Regions from separate parts of the Homo sapiens genome. Here regions 1 and 2 are each linked to region 3. The links are chromatin contacts, found by Hi-C or POLR2A ChIA-PET in ENCODE. All regions are on one chromosome and are shown on one strand. Each heading gives the region's core, a stretch centred on a gene start or an enhancer-like site at or near the end of the contact. The rest is flanking DNA. Distances are from core to core; before and after follow the strand shown.

The links. A loop is a pair of places that touch in the nucleus more often than their neighbours do. ChIA-PET counts read pairs that join two places held with the same protein, here RNA polymerase II (POLR2A). Pooled maps may share reads with other maps.
Region 1: a loop to region 3 is called in a pooled map, with 2.4 times the contacts of the local background. The contact joins two enhancer-like sites. A Hi-C loop is called at or near these places in 1 of 168 maps with a recorded cell type or tissue (heart left ventricle) and 2 of 50 pooled maps. POLR2A ChIA-PET finds 5 or more read pairs at or near these places in 1 of 52 experiments (OCI-LY7).
Region 2: a loop to region 3 is called in a pooled map, with 2.9 times the contacts of the local background. The contact joins two enhancer-like sites. A Hi-C loop is called at or near these places in 1 of 37 single-sample maps with no recorded cell type and 4 of 50 pooled maps. POLR2A ChIA-PET finds 5 or more read pairs at or near these places in 3 of 52 experiments (AG04449, OCI-LY7 and activated CD4-positive, alpha-beta T cell).

What each region holds. Positions count from the first base shown.
Region 1 is chr4:48,245,248-48,249,998 of GRCh38, reverse strand. All of the region lies in intron 1 of TEC (tec protein tyrosine kinase), which reads left to right. Among named protein-coding and RNA genes, the nearest start is that of TEC, 22 kb to the left of the region's middle. Within about 2 kb of position 2,663, at least 2 of the 41 ENCODE cell types and tissues checked have a DNase peak (open chromatin) inside an H3K27ac peak, as active enhancers do.
Region 2 is chr4:48,209,670-48,214,358 of GRCh38, reverse strand. The region is part of intron 2 of TEC (tec protein tyrosine kinase); the gene reads left to right. Among named protein-coding and RNA genes, the nearest start is that of TEC, 58 kb to the left of the region's middle. RefSeq lists enhancers at 1,810-1,859, 1,880-1,939, 2,470-2,529, 3,599-3,738. Within about 2 kb of position 2,043, at least 3 of the 41 ENCODE cell types and tissues checked have a DNase peak (open chromatin) inside an H3K27ac peak, as active enhancers do.
Region 3 is chr4:48,125,344-48,129,848 of GRCh38, reverse strand. The region is part of intron 1 of TXK (TXK tyrosine kinase); the gene reads left to right. Among named protein-coding and RNA genes, the nearest start is that of TXK, 6.7 kb to the left of the region's middle. RefSeq lists enhancers at 207-326, 1,848-2,710 and a silencer at 2,203-2,497. Within about 2 kb of position 1,853, at least 24 of the 41 ENCODE cell types and tissues checked have a DNase peak (open chromatin) inside an H3K27ac peak, as active enhancers do.

The DNA.
Region 1 (4,751 bases), core at 1,414-3,913, 120 kb before region 3:
TGGAATTCCAGGATGCATGCCTTGGCTGGGATCTACTGAAATCCATCAGCCAGTCACCCTGAAGTCTTCTAGTCTATGCGTAACTGATAAGACTCACATTGTGCTTTGAATGTGCTTTTCTATTTCACTAGTTTAAAATATTAGTGTCTACTTGTATAATTTGTGCTGTGAACTGAAAACTACAGTTTTCCCACTCTGCCATGTACAGCCTTCTGATTTGGCAGAAATAATACTGAAAGGACACCTGCCAGGGTCTTAGTAATTCTTAGTTATAGTAATCTGAGACATTTCAGCTCAGGGTTAGCAGAAAGATCATGAAGTCAAGAAGCAGGGCTTAAATCAGATGAAGTTGGAATCTCCAAAGGTAATTACTTCCTTTGTGAAGCCATAGGTCTTTGGGACTGTTTCCTGTTACCTTGGGCCATTCAGCCAAGTACACCATAAAATACTTGGCCTATCAGGAAGGCACATACTAGCATTTAAAAAATTTTACAAACGTGCTGTTTAAATTATATTACACAATATTACCATGAACATAAGATTTACATTTCTGTCACATACTGGAGAGTGTATCTTAAACTGAATTTCACTCAAGTTTTGCCAAAAGTGGTCTTGAGATAATATTTAACAGATACAGACCAAGGATCATATTCCTGATTTACCTATTTCTGTACTTTATTCCTATTTCTTGAATTAACCAGATAGCAACCTATTTAGCTCAGCCCAGGTAGGAATGCCTTTACTAAGGCTTTATTTACTAAGCCATTATGAAATGTTAATATAAGAAGTAGCCTGTTGAGGAGCACTTTTGTGATTTCTGCCCAAACTGCTGTTGAAGACATTTTGTAATATCTTTCATTATCTTTTATGATCCCATAAACTGGTTTCTCTTTGGAGTTTAGTGACAGGGAAAATTTTTCTTTTGATAAGCTGGTGTGTAATTTATCATAAACATTATTATTCTATGAAGCATTCAAAAAATTCTTTAATCTCTGATATTTTGAGAAGCTCCAAACTTGACACACGATTACACAAAATGTTTCAGATTTCTGGTTTTCAGTGTGTAGTAGAATTGAAGCATATATGAATTAGGGGAATTCAACTCTGTGGGCCAGCCAAAAAAAAAAAAAAAGAAAGAGGAGACAAAGAGAGAGAAACAACAATGTAAAGAGTGCAGATGAACCTATTCATCTTTCCACCTGATGAGTATACACCCCAGAAGGGGTGTGTACTGGAGGCGTGTGAACCTGGTGCTCTCTTTGTCTGCCTGAGTCTGCAGAGGATATCCATGAGCATCTCACAGTGCTCAATGTGATTTGTGGTTAAAGATACATACCTTGTTATACAAACTGACCCCTAGGCCCATGCCAGATACTTTAGTCCCAAACCAGAAAACCTAAAATTGATTATTCTGTGGGCTGGATTGTTTGCAAAAAGGCCTGCATCATTCCCCTCCCAGTGTCTGCTCACCTTGAGTAGTCACCTCCCGTACTGACGCTGGGCTTGTGACTTGCTTTTGCCAGTGAAACAAGAGCAAATAAATGTAAAGCATTCAGAGACATGCAATGTGCTGTGTACTGGGTGCGTGCTCTCTCTTACTGCACTTAGGACCCTGAGGACTGTAGGAGCAAGCCCAAGTTGTCCTGTTCAAGAAGCCACGTGTGCCCTGGCTGATAGCTTATAATTGCCAGAAGCGTGAATGAGGCCACCCTAGATATCCAGGCCAGGAAAGCCCAACTGACCTGCAGAATCATGAGAAACAATATGTTTTTATTATTTGTACACCACTAATTATGGAGTGGGTTTTGTTTTTGTTCTAATCAAAAGCTAACTGATAGAACTTCCAGTGCTTCTGGACATTTCTGCTGATACTGTGTTGGACATATCCAGAGAGAGTGTATCAGTCTGCAGTGTGACCTGTGTCTCCTGTGGAAGACTCAAGGCTAATTGACTGTGTTCAGTTTTTACCCTATGTGCTGACTGAGAACCAACCCCTGCATAAGTCTGAGTTCCACTCTGTTTTCCACTTTCTGCCTTTTGGTTTCTGACTCCTCCTTTTAGTTTTAATTCTTGTCTGTATATTTACATGTTGTACATGTATTGTTTCTTAAATTACTTTTATTGAGAATAAATTCAATTAACATAAAATTTGCCATTTAAATCGTTTTACAGAGTAGTCTAGTGATTTTTACTATATTTATGATGCTATGCGTCATCGCCACTATCTAATTCCAGAAGATTACCATTATCTCAGAAAGAAACCCCACACCTCCATATCAGTAACCCACTTTCAGCCTGTGTGGATTTACCTACTCTAGACATTTAATGTAAAAGTAATCAGTACAACTTGTTGCCGTTTCTATCTGGCTTCTTTTATCCAACATAATGTTTTCAAGGTTCATTCAAGTTGTACCATGTATCAGTATTTCATTCCTTTTTAGGGTAGAATAATATCATATTTCATTGTATGAATATATAAATTTTGTTTATTCATTCATCAGTTGGCAGACATTGGGTTGTTTTCACTTTTTGGCTGTTGTGAGTAGTACTGCCATGAGCATTCACATACAAGTTTTTGTGTGAATGTGTTTTTAATTCTGTTGGGTATATACCTAGGAGTGGAAATGCTGAGTCATACGAAAATTCTATGTTTAACTTTTGAGGAACTGCCAAACTATTTTTCACAGTGCCTGTACCATTTTACATTTCCAGCAGCAATGTGTGAGGGTTCTGATTTCTCCACATTCTTGCTAATACTTGTTCAGTTTCTATTTTTTGGATTATATTCCTCCTAGTGTGTATGAAGTGGTATCTCGTCGTTTCAATTTGCATTTCCATAGTGACTAATGGTGTTGAAATTTTTTTATATGTTTGCTGACCATTCATATATGTTTTTGGAGAAATGTCTATTCAAATCCTTCACCCATTTTAACACTGGGTTGTCTTTTTCTTGTTTAACGGTAAGTGTTCTTTATATATTCTGGATACTAGACCATTATCAGATATATCATTTGCAAATATGTTTTTCATTCTGTGGGAACTTCTTGTAACCTTCTTCAATAATGTCACGCAAAAATTTTTAAGTTGATGAAGTCCTACTTACCTATTTTTCTTTTCTTGCTTATGCTTTTGATGTCATATTTAAGAAACCATTGCTTAATCTAAGGTCATGAAAATTTGTACCTATGTTTTCTTCTAAGAGTTCTACAATTTTAGTTCTTTAATTAAATCTTTGATCCATTTTGAGTTAATTTTTGTATATGGTGTGAGGTAGAGGTCCAAATTTATTTGTATCCAGTTATCCCTATACCATTGTTGAAAATATTTTTCTTTCCGCATTGGATGGTCTTGACATCTTGGTCAAAAATAATTGACCACAGTTGTGTGATTTTATTTCTGGACCCTTAATTCTGTATTGTTGATCTATATATCTATCCTTATGGAGTACTACACAGTTTTGATTGCTATGCCATTAGAGTAAATTTTAAAATTGGGAGTGTGAGTCCTCCAATTTTGTTCTTTTTTTTTTTTCAAGATAGTTTTGTCTATTAATTTTACTATATGGGTTTTAGAATCACCTTGTCCAGTTCTGCAGAAAAGGTTGTTGGGATTTTAATAGAGAATTCATTGAATCTGTAGATCCATTTGGGAAGCATTGCCATTTTAACAATATCATGTCTTTCATCCACGAATGTGGGATGTCTTTCCATTTATTTAAGTCTTTTTAAATTTATTTCTACAATGTTTTGTAGTTTGCCGTGCAAAAATCTCATTCTTCCTTGGTTAAATTTTGTTCCTGCATTTTTTTTTATTGAAACATGTCTCAATTTCTCTCTGTAGGTAGACAAGATAAAAATGATAAATCCGTAAAAATAATTTTTCTTGTTTTGAGATGGAGTATCACTCTTGTTACGCAGGCTGGAGTGCAGTGGCGTGATCTCGGCTCACTGCACTCTCTACCTCCCATGTTCAAGTGATTCTTGTGCCACAGCCTCCCGAGTAGCTGGGATTACAGGTGTGTGCCACCATGCCAGGATAATTTTGTATTTTTAATAGAGATGGGTTTCACCATGCTGGTCAGGCCGGTCTCAAACTCCTGATCTCAAGTGATCTACCCTCCTCTGCCTCCCAAAGTGCTGGGATTACAGGCATGAGCCACGGTGCTTGGCCCAAAGTAAATGTTTTTAATGTAGCTCTTCAGCTATTTTAATGTAGCCAGACTTTTTTCCTAGAAGTCGGGGAATGAGGATACTAGATTTCTAGTCTCAAAGGTGTTATTATTATGTTTATAATTTTGGCTATATTATCTTAGCTTTTATTTATTCATTTATAAAATTGTACCTGTCAAAGTGCCATCTACTCTGTCCATTTTAATGTTTTAGCGATTAATAGTAATAGTAATGCTATGAAGATTAAGTTAAAACAGTAATACTGATAGCAAGCACTTAAATGGCATCTATGTGCCAGGTAACTATTCTAAGTGTTTTCTGTGTATAAACTTACTTAATGAAATTAAATACTGGGTGGGGTGAAGCTTTAAAGGACTGTGTGATTTTTTTGTGTATGTGTGTTTGTGTGTGTATGTGTATGTGTGTATACACGTGTACGTGAAGTCTTTTTGGATGACATTTGGAAAACTCATAATTTTAATCTAGAGTTCTCAAACAATAGTTATAGTCAATGTTTAATTTTTTTTTTTTTTTCCTGGAGAAGGACTCTCGTTGTGTTGCCAGGCTGCAGTGCCGTGGCGC
Region 2 (4,689 bases), core at 794-3,293, 84 kb before region 3:
CTGTCTATTTACTCAAGTCTCATCCCAAATCCTTTTAAGTGGGAGGCTTTGTACACCCCTCTGGTTATACATGCCTTGCCCTTTCTGAATTCCTGTTTAAATGTAATTTCCTGTTAAATGTATATGTGTTATGATTATTGCCTTTTTTTCTCACCGGCTACATAATAATTTCCTTGAGGGAAGAAGTTGTTTTGTAATTTAAACATATCACACACAATACCTCGCACCCATTAGCCTTTTAAAAAAGTTTTTGTTGGTAGTAATTACAATGGTGATGATCAGTAAATATTTAAAGTAAGCAAAAAGATCTTTAATATAAAGATCTCACATTGTGAGAGTTACTCCCCACATAATTTTGTTCCATTTTATTTTTTGAAGTGGTGCATTATTTAAATTTAGAAACAGCTGGGCATAGTGGCTAGCACTTATAATCCCAGTTACTCAGGAGGCTGAGGTCAGAGGATCACACCCAGAAATTTTTTTTCAGGGACAGAGTCTTGCTATGTTGTCCAAGAGTTTACGTCTAGCCTGGGCAACATAGCAAGACTATCTCTTAAAAAAAATCTAAAACAAGGGTATGTTTTAATTCAGTATTTATTAGTATTAATCTCTCCCCCAAACTAGATGTGGACATTATTATAAACAAAGTTATCAACTGTCAAAAGAAATCACATGACAATTTAAGAAAGTGATACTACATTTTGAGTTGTTTCTAAAACTATTTCAGACACACCAACTGTTAGCCATAGGTTGATGCTGGTCAGGTACGTGTAGAAAATTATATGCAGAAAGGAGCTTAGAAACACTTGTGTTACTCAGCAATTAATTCTATTATTACTTTTTTAGGAGGACTTCTGATGTTATTACCTTTTAGTTTTGTGAATATACTGTACTTCTGAGATAAATAAATATTAATGTTCACTGATTACTACTTCAGATAAAAATACCATTTTGGTCTTCTTACCAAAGCTCTTCATTTACCTTTTTTACTTTTCATATTAGAAAACTTTCTCAAAGTTTCGCATGATTCTACATTGGTAAGCCCCTGAAAAGAAAATACTACAAAATATGTGCAATATTGTTTGTTAAATAAAATTAAACGAGTAAGCAAGAGACTGAGGTGAAATTGCAAAATGATTTTTAATAGATTATTGGAAAGGAATTTTTCCCCATTACCTAGTTAGATGACATGTTTCTTATTCTATCTTTATTCCAAGCAATCACATAGGCATTGCTGTTAATTTTATTTGCGACTACGAAAGTCACATGGATAGGTGTAATTCCTTACTCATAAGATTGTAAAATATAAATTTTGTGCCTTTGAGAGGAATATGTTTATAATTTCCTGGTAGAAGTATCTTTTATTTGTAATATGGGACTCAGCTCATTTGTTTTACTTTCTTCATCACTTGTACAACAAAGATTTAGTGAGTGTGTACCCAGTGCTAGGGATGGAGTAATTAAAAGATGAATGGTTCTGGCCTCATTAAGCTTACAATCTGATTAAGCTATAGTTCTACCTCTGTGGGTTCATAATGACATACTTTGTTATGCTACCTCTGCTGTGCTATGAAGGGGGTCTCTTGAGACCTGGCGTTCTTACCTTGTGTGCCACCGTTGTTTGCACTTGCCCACGGGACTCTCAACTTCACTGGACATTGGGTTTCCAAGTGTAATATGGGGCAGTTGTGCCTAGAGGATTTCAAGGTTTCCTCCTGTTCTTACATTTTACATAGCACAGATCCCACAGAAATATCAGTGTTTTGTATACATACTTGCATTGTTCTGTTGTCTTCAGTGCCCCATAAAGTATAACTGTAAACAACCCACAGATTTGCCCACGGACTATTTTACAAGTGAAGAAACTAGGGGACAGTGTTCTCTGAAGTGACATCCCATCTGAGGAGGCGAACCAAGATGTCTTATCTTTCGGGCGAGTGTACTGTTAAACCACACTGTTCTACTTCCCACAAAGGGGGACTTCCTTAAACAGTAACTTCACTGACCACCTCTATTCATATGTTTCCTTCCTCCTTCCCTTCTTTGGCTGTATAGATAACAAACCTTGCAACGGGTGTTCTTTTACCAGTGGTTCATTTATGTTTGTTTTTTTCCGCACTGTACCCCTGTGAGGTGTTAGGAACCCTGTGCATTTAAGTAAATTAGAATTGTGCAGAAAAGAGAGACCAGCAGAAAAAAAATATTTCTGTGAATGCTTTTATATACATATATATATATATATATATATTTTTTTTTTTTTGAGACAGAGTCTCACTCTGTCACCCAAGCTAGAGTGCAGTGGCATGATCTCTGCTTGCTGTAGCCTCCGCCTCCGGGGTTCAAGTGATTCTCATGACTCAACCTCCTGAGTAGATGGGACTACAGGTGCGTGCCACCACGCCTGGCTAAGTTTTTGTATTTTTAGTAGAGATGGGGTTTTACCGTGTTGCCCAGGCTGGTCTCAAACTCCTGAGCTCAGACAATCCACCTACCTCGGCCTCCCAAAGTGCTGGGATTACAGGCATGAGCCACTGTGCCCAGCCTGTGAATGCTTATATTAAAGAAGCTGAAAAGGGTTATGCTTAGGTGGTAAGGCTCAAGAACTTTAAAGTGAGTTTTGTTAAATGGTACATTTCATATATACTTTAAGTGATTCTTCTTAAAGAAAACTCACAAGTGACTCAAAGATGAATTTATTCACGTTCATTGTCTATCTCAACAGCAGAGAAACTGTCACAGTTGAAGACTCCTGGACATTTACTGCAATATATTTGTAATTTAGTTTAACACTTTAGAAAATAGTAAAGTAAGCTCATTTTTGGGTTAACTTATCCTGACTAGGACTGATTGTAGTACAATATAAGGATAAATAGTAAAACTTTGAATTTTCTTGGAAAATGATGAGCAGCTTGATGCTAATGATCAGATATAATTAAAAAAATTTTTTTTGAACCTCAGAGTGATTTTTTTATTTTCAGACTTCACAATCACTTTCTAATGATAGGTGTTCTGATGAAAATATCTGCAGGAAACAAGACCAAAATTCACTGGATGAGATAATATATTTCTTGAAGTTCTAGAATCAGCTTATCAGCTGTATTCTGTTCCTTCTTAGTTGTAGGAAACTTTAGCTGTGGTCTAGGTCCATCTCTGAGTTTACAGAATTTCTGTGAAGTTAGGGAGTGAGAGACTAAGAGGATGGACTCTTGTGCCAGATTATCTGGGTTCAAATTCTAAATCTGTTACTTATTAATTGCATGACCTAGGACAAATTACTTAATCTCTCTGTGTCTCACCTTTAAACTGGGGAGAATAATAATACTTCCCTCATAGGAGTTTTTGAGGGGTAAATGGATCAGTATAGATAAAGTGGCTAGGATAGGTCCTGGTAGGTAAGTGCATGTAAGCAGCTGTTATTATTATATACATAAGGTAGGTTGCATTGTTGCCCATTGTGTCTTTACATGTTTCAGTCTTTGCTCTTGCCTCTGTTTTTTCCCAGATATCAATGCATTTGCAATGAGTGTAATTGTGTCATTGTGTTATTAGGTCACTAATCACAGGTGATTCACTCTTTAAATTGATCTGTGGTGCTGGTAGTCTGGTTATGTTTTGGAGTTCTGGTAACTGGTGGAAATGCATACCTCGGGTAGGTTCATGTGTTTGACATCTCTGAACCATGTTCATGGAACTCTGTTGGGGGTCGTCTGCTGTGGATGTTTTTCTCTGGATGTTTGCCAGTGGTACACATATCGATAGGGTGCCAGTTGTGGTAACTGTGGTGTTGCTTTCTCAGTTTTAGTTTTTCTTTCCTCCCTCTTCCTCCTCCTCCTCCTCATCATCCTCCTCCTCCTCCTCCTCCATTTTTTTTATAAAGAGGCAGTCTCATTCTGTCACTCAGACTGGAGTGCAGTGGTGTGGTCATAGCTCACTGCAGCCTCAAACTCCTGGGCTCAAGGGATCCTCCCACCTTGGCCTCCTAAGGACCAGGATGACAGGCACGTGCCACTATTCCTGCTAATTTTTTGTTTTTAGTTTTGTAGAGATGGAGTCTTGCTATGTTGCCTAGGCTGGTCTTAAACTTCTGGCCTCAAGGGATCCTCCTGCCTCAGCCTCCCAAAGTGCCAAGATTACAGGCATAAGCTACCGAGTCTGACCAACTTTACATTTTTATGACAACAGAGGTGGGTCTGCTATGGAGTTAAAGAAAAGTAAGCTTTAGGCTCTTTCAATTCCATAGCCCTTCCTAAGGCCTCTGGAAGGGCCCCAGAGCTTTTGCATTTATGATTTTGCATTTTAGTTTTATTTTTAATTTTTAATTGACAAAGATTTCTCCTCCAAAGTGTTTAAGCTTCAGATCCCTCAAAATCTGGATCTGCCTCTGTAGAGCACATAACATTTCATTTGTTCTAATATCTGACAATTTCTGCAAACTCTGACAGTGAAATACTCTCAAACATTTCCACTGTAAAACAGCTAATAAACAAGCATGTTTACAATTGGTTTATGTTCTCTAAGTTCTTCCTTTGAAAAACAAAGTGGTGTGTCTCTACTTTAATCTGTTAATTTTATTTCCCTGAATAGAGTTAAACAGTTGTTGTTTTTGAAGTCCTATACTTTTCTTGTTAAATGTATTCCTATTTTATAGTTTTAGCTACTCTTGTGAATAGGTTTTTTTCCCCATGATAT
Region 3 (4,505 bases), core at 604-3,103:
TATGAACTTTGAGCTCACAGAAAACAGTGTTCTAGGAAACACTGTTTTGAGATGTGGGGGAGTGGGGAAGTTGTGGGCAAGGTGCCTGCAAAGACCAACTCACATCAGCCCCTTCTGAGAAAGAAAGAAAAATTGCCTCATAGACCAAACAAGGGTTTGGGTGGCTGCTGTCCGTGTCTGGGGAGTTGCCCTGGCAGAAGCTGGGAAACAGATGAGCGGTCATCATCAGGAAGATTTCTGCCTTTCCTTACAGCACCTTTTACTCCCAGAAACATTGTCTTCCCTGGTGCCCGGGACTCCATCCAGCTTGCCAGGCTTCTAGAATCTCCTCACCCCACACAGCACCCCTTCAGGCCATAGACAGGTCAAGCACCACTCTTCCACTCAAATTGATCAGTTTGGTGTCCTGTTAGCTAGGTACTTGTTTTCTCTTAGTCACCAGTGACTCCCCTAAAGTAGTTATCCTCCCTTCTTTAAGGTTTCACTGGCAGTATAATGTCAAAAAAACAGAACAGTCAAGGTCTAACACAAATTACTCACTTATTTTATCCATACATTTAGAAAAACTAACATCTCTGGAGACCATCACTTCTTAGAATAATGGACATTTTAGTATCAAAAGGAAAAGTGCACACACGTGCGAACACAGACACAGGATCACTTCAGACCCCAAATGTATAAAGGGCATAAACTCAGAATAAAGGATAACTTTCTAAATTGAATAAATATGTGAAAAACTCAATGTCCCAATTTTACTATTTTCCCCTCTCCTTGGTGTGGGGTCTTGGTTTGGTGTCTAACTCCAAACCAAGAAGTCTAACTCCAACTTGGAAGTCTTTTCTAACTCCTGTTCAGAGGTAGAAATCCATCCATGCTATAGCCAAGCTAGTTATGTGTCACTCTCCCCAGATAATATGGGTTAATGTGGCTAAAACGTGCCTATCTTCAAAAGGCCCTTAAGAAATGGGGCCTTTTGAAGATAGGCTGGGCGCGGTGGCTCACGCCTGTAATCCTAGCACTTTGGGAGGCCGAGGCAGGTGGATCACGAGGTCAGGAGATCGAGACCATCCTGACTAACACAGTGAAACCCCGTCTCTACTAAAAATACAAAAAGAAATTAGCCGGGCGTGGTGGCAGACACCTGTAGTCCCAGCTACTCGGGAGGCTGAGGCAGGAGAATGGCGTGAACCCGGGAGCAGAGGTTGCAGTGAGCTGAGATCGTGCCACCACACTCCAGCCTGGGAGACAGAGTGAGACTCCATCTCAAAAAAAAAAAAAAAAAAAAAAGGATGTAGTGGTGGGCATTTATGGCAGAGTAATGAGGAAGTTTGGCCTTTCTGTAAATTTCTGGAAAAAAAAACAAAAAGGATATGTTGCAGCAAACTTACAGAATCAGCTCTGGTCACCCAGAGCCATTTTTCCAAAGCCACAAGTTTTTAAGGCTTTCCCCACTCACCACAGCCCATCAACTGCAAAAGCAGCCGGTATCAGACATTCCTCATCTTAAAACCACAACCTGGAGCGCCTGGCTTGGGCAACAAGCCTGGTCTTTGGGTTAAGGCAGCTCTCAAAACTGAGCCAGTTTCAAGCCATGTTTTTAAATATAAATCACTAGCCATGTGCCAGTTATTATGATGACCAAATTCAGTAGGAATGCATTTCACTCAAGGCACTGATTCAAAACGAAACCCTGACATCGGAAATGCCAGGGGATGAACTGGAGGTGACGATGTAAACTTCAAAACATTAGACATGAGGAAGCGACAGCGGCTTTGCTTCCCGCGCAGCCCGGGCCCCACAGTTCTTCACATCTGTTCCTTTGTCCTCTTCAGAGATGACCTTAGGAGCTATTCTGAGAAGGGGTGCTTCTCACTTTTGCTTTCTTCCAGTGCCCCCTGGTGGAAACCTGTTCCCAATCAGCCCAGCTGTTGCCACCCAGGAACCTCTGGGGGTGGAAGGAATGTCAATAGGAGCCTCTCCTAGAGGACAGAGGGGCGCAAATCCTTCCAAGGAAAAAACACAAATACCAAAGATGGGAGGGCCAACTGCCTATCCCATGACAGATGTGCCGGTTTCTAAAGGTCACAGAGATTACATCTGATGCGATGCCCTTTTTCTGATTTGCTGGCCTGAGGCTCATCATTAGAGATATTTACTGAGGAATGAGAAGTAGATGAAAAGAACAGCGCAGATGTAAGCCTGGGAGAGGAAGCTCAGCTCCTTCAGTGATAATCTTCAAGCCCGAATATATTCTTTCCACATTTCCTTCCAGCAGGCAAATAGTCATTGCCTATCTCTGGGGCATTTTTGTCACTCTGGCAAAGGCCCTTGATATGCATGAGTTCCTGCCTAAGTTGGGAATTTGCTAAAAGCTCAAGAGCTTTCCCTCTGCAGGTTAATCGGCAAAACAATTCAAAGAATGGCTTCTGTAATCACAGAATGCCTGTGGAAGGGCGCTGTCTATTTACTTACTGGGAACACCTGTGCTGCTGTAAATTGAAAATGATCATGAAATGAATACTCCTTGATACCTGCATTGGAATGAATTTTGGCCCAACACTTCAACCTGTAAATAAAGATGCCTGCTGTCTTGGAAAGTCATGCCAAGCAAGGGAACACCAGGGAGCTGTTTGGCTTTCATAGTGTGATTTTTCTTCTCGCAATGATTATTTATTGGGCAGCAACTCTGCTGGGCAGAGGATGGAACCACAAACAAAGCAGTGGTTTGCCTTCCTGCTCACCACTGTTCTTGGACTTTGAGGGAAATTAAATAAAATTGGGTCATAATTAAAGCAGTGGTAGGGTAGGTCTGTATCTTTCTTTAAAGGCCATTGTCTTTGCTATTGAATCAGGAAACATAAGAATTTTTGAAAATATTTTCTCCTAAATTCCAGGCTGCAGAAGACAGTGAAGACAACTAAGGGGAATATTATCAGGTGTGGCCATGTGTTGTGAGGTCAGGGAGCTGGGGGAGGCATTTCTCTAGTCCCAGATACTCCTGCCTGCTGACTGATAACAGCAATTTCTCTTTCAAAGTTCTTGACTTGGCCAGGCATGGTGGCTCCTGCCTGTAATCCCAGCAGTTTGGGAGGCCAAAGAGGGGGATCACTTGAGGTTGGGAGTTTGAGACTAGCTTGGCCAATGTGGTGAAATCCTATCTCTACTAAAAATACCAAAAAAATTAGCCGGGTATGGTGGAGTGTGCCTGTAGTCCCAGCTACTTGGGAGGCTGAGGCAGGAGAATCGCTTGAACCTGGGAGGCGGAGGTTGCAGTGAGCCGAGATCATGCCACTGCACTCCAGCCTGGATGACAGAGCAAGACTCCATCTCAAACAAAACAAAACAAACAACCACACACACACACAAAGTTGTTGACACTTGAATAAGGTGGTTCCCCAAAATGTAACTACTCATAGCCTAACATTGACCAGAAGCCTCAATAACATAAATGTTGATCAACACGTATTTTGTATGTTATGTGTATCATACACTGTATTCTTACAATAAAGTAAGCTAGAGAAAAGAAATGCTTTAAGAAAGTCATAAGGAAGAGAAAATAGATTTACTATTCATGGAGTGAAAGTGGCTCATGATAAATGCCTTCATCCTCGTCATCTTCATGTTGAATAGTCTGAGAAGGATGATGAAGAGGAGGGATTGGTCTTTCTGTCTCAGGGGTGACAGAGGCAGAAGAAAATCTTCATGTAAATGTTTATACCATGTTTTTCAAGTGTCAAACTATTTAAATTTAATGTGTTGTGATGGTTAATTTTATGGGTCAACATGGCTTGGCCATGGTGCCCAGATATTTGATCAAACATTATTCTGGATGTTTCTGTGAAGGTAATTTTTGGATGAGATTAACATTTAAATCGGTGGACTTGGAGTACAGTGGGTCACCCTCCATCATGTGAGTGGGCCTCTCCCACAGTTGAAGTCCCTAATCAATGAAAGTCAGACCTCCCCTGAGCAAGGAGGACTTTTGCCAGCAGACCGCCTTTGGGCTCAAACTGCAACTCTTCTCTCATTCTTCAGCTTGCCGGCCTGCCCTGTTAGATTTTGGACTTGCCAGTTTCCACAACTGCCTGAGCCAGTTCCTTAAAAGAAACCTCTCTCTGTGTTCACCCTGACTGTTACAAATGTCATGCTTACAAACATGTACACGCCTCTGCACTGCAGTAAGCATGACATTGCTGAAGCGCTGCAGTACAGCATGTTTACTATTTAACATTGTGTCTGTCATTTATACCTTACTGAGAAAAAGTGTGAGAGCCTCTCCTGAGGCCTGCTTTGATAGCAGGGAGAGAGAGTCTCCTGGAGTCCTGAACGGGGGAAACATCTGCCTTTGAGTCAGGGATAAAGTTGGCTCAGAAGAGAGGAGTTGGAGCTGAAGATTCGCTTTCGTTTACTAAGCCTTCTTCCTCCATTTTGTCTTCAGAGGGAAAACCACACCTGCTCCTATTTGGTTACCTTAAATGTATTTTGTGAGTACCCAATAAATAGTT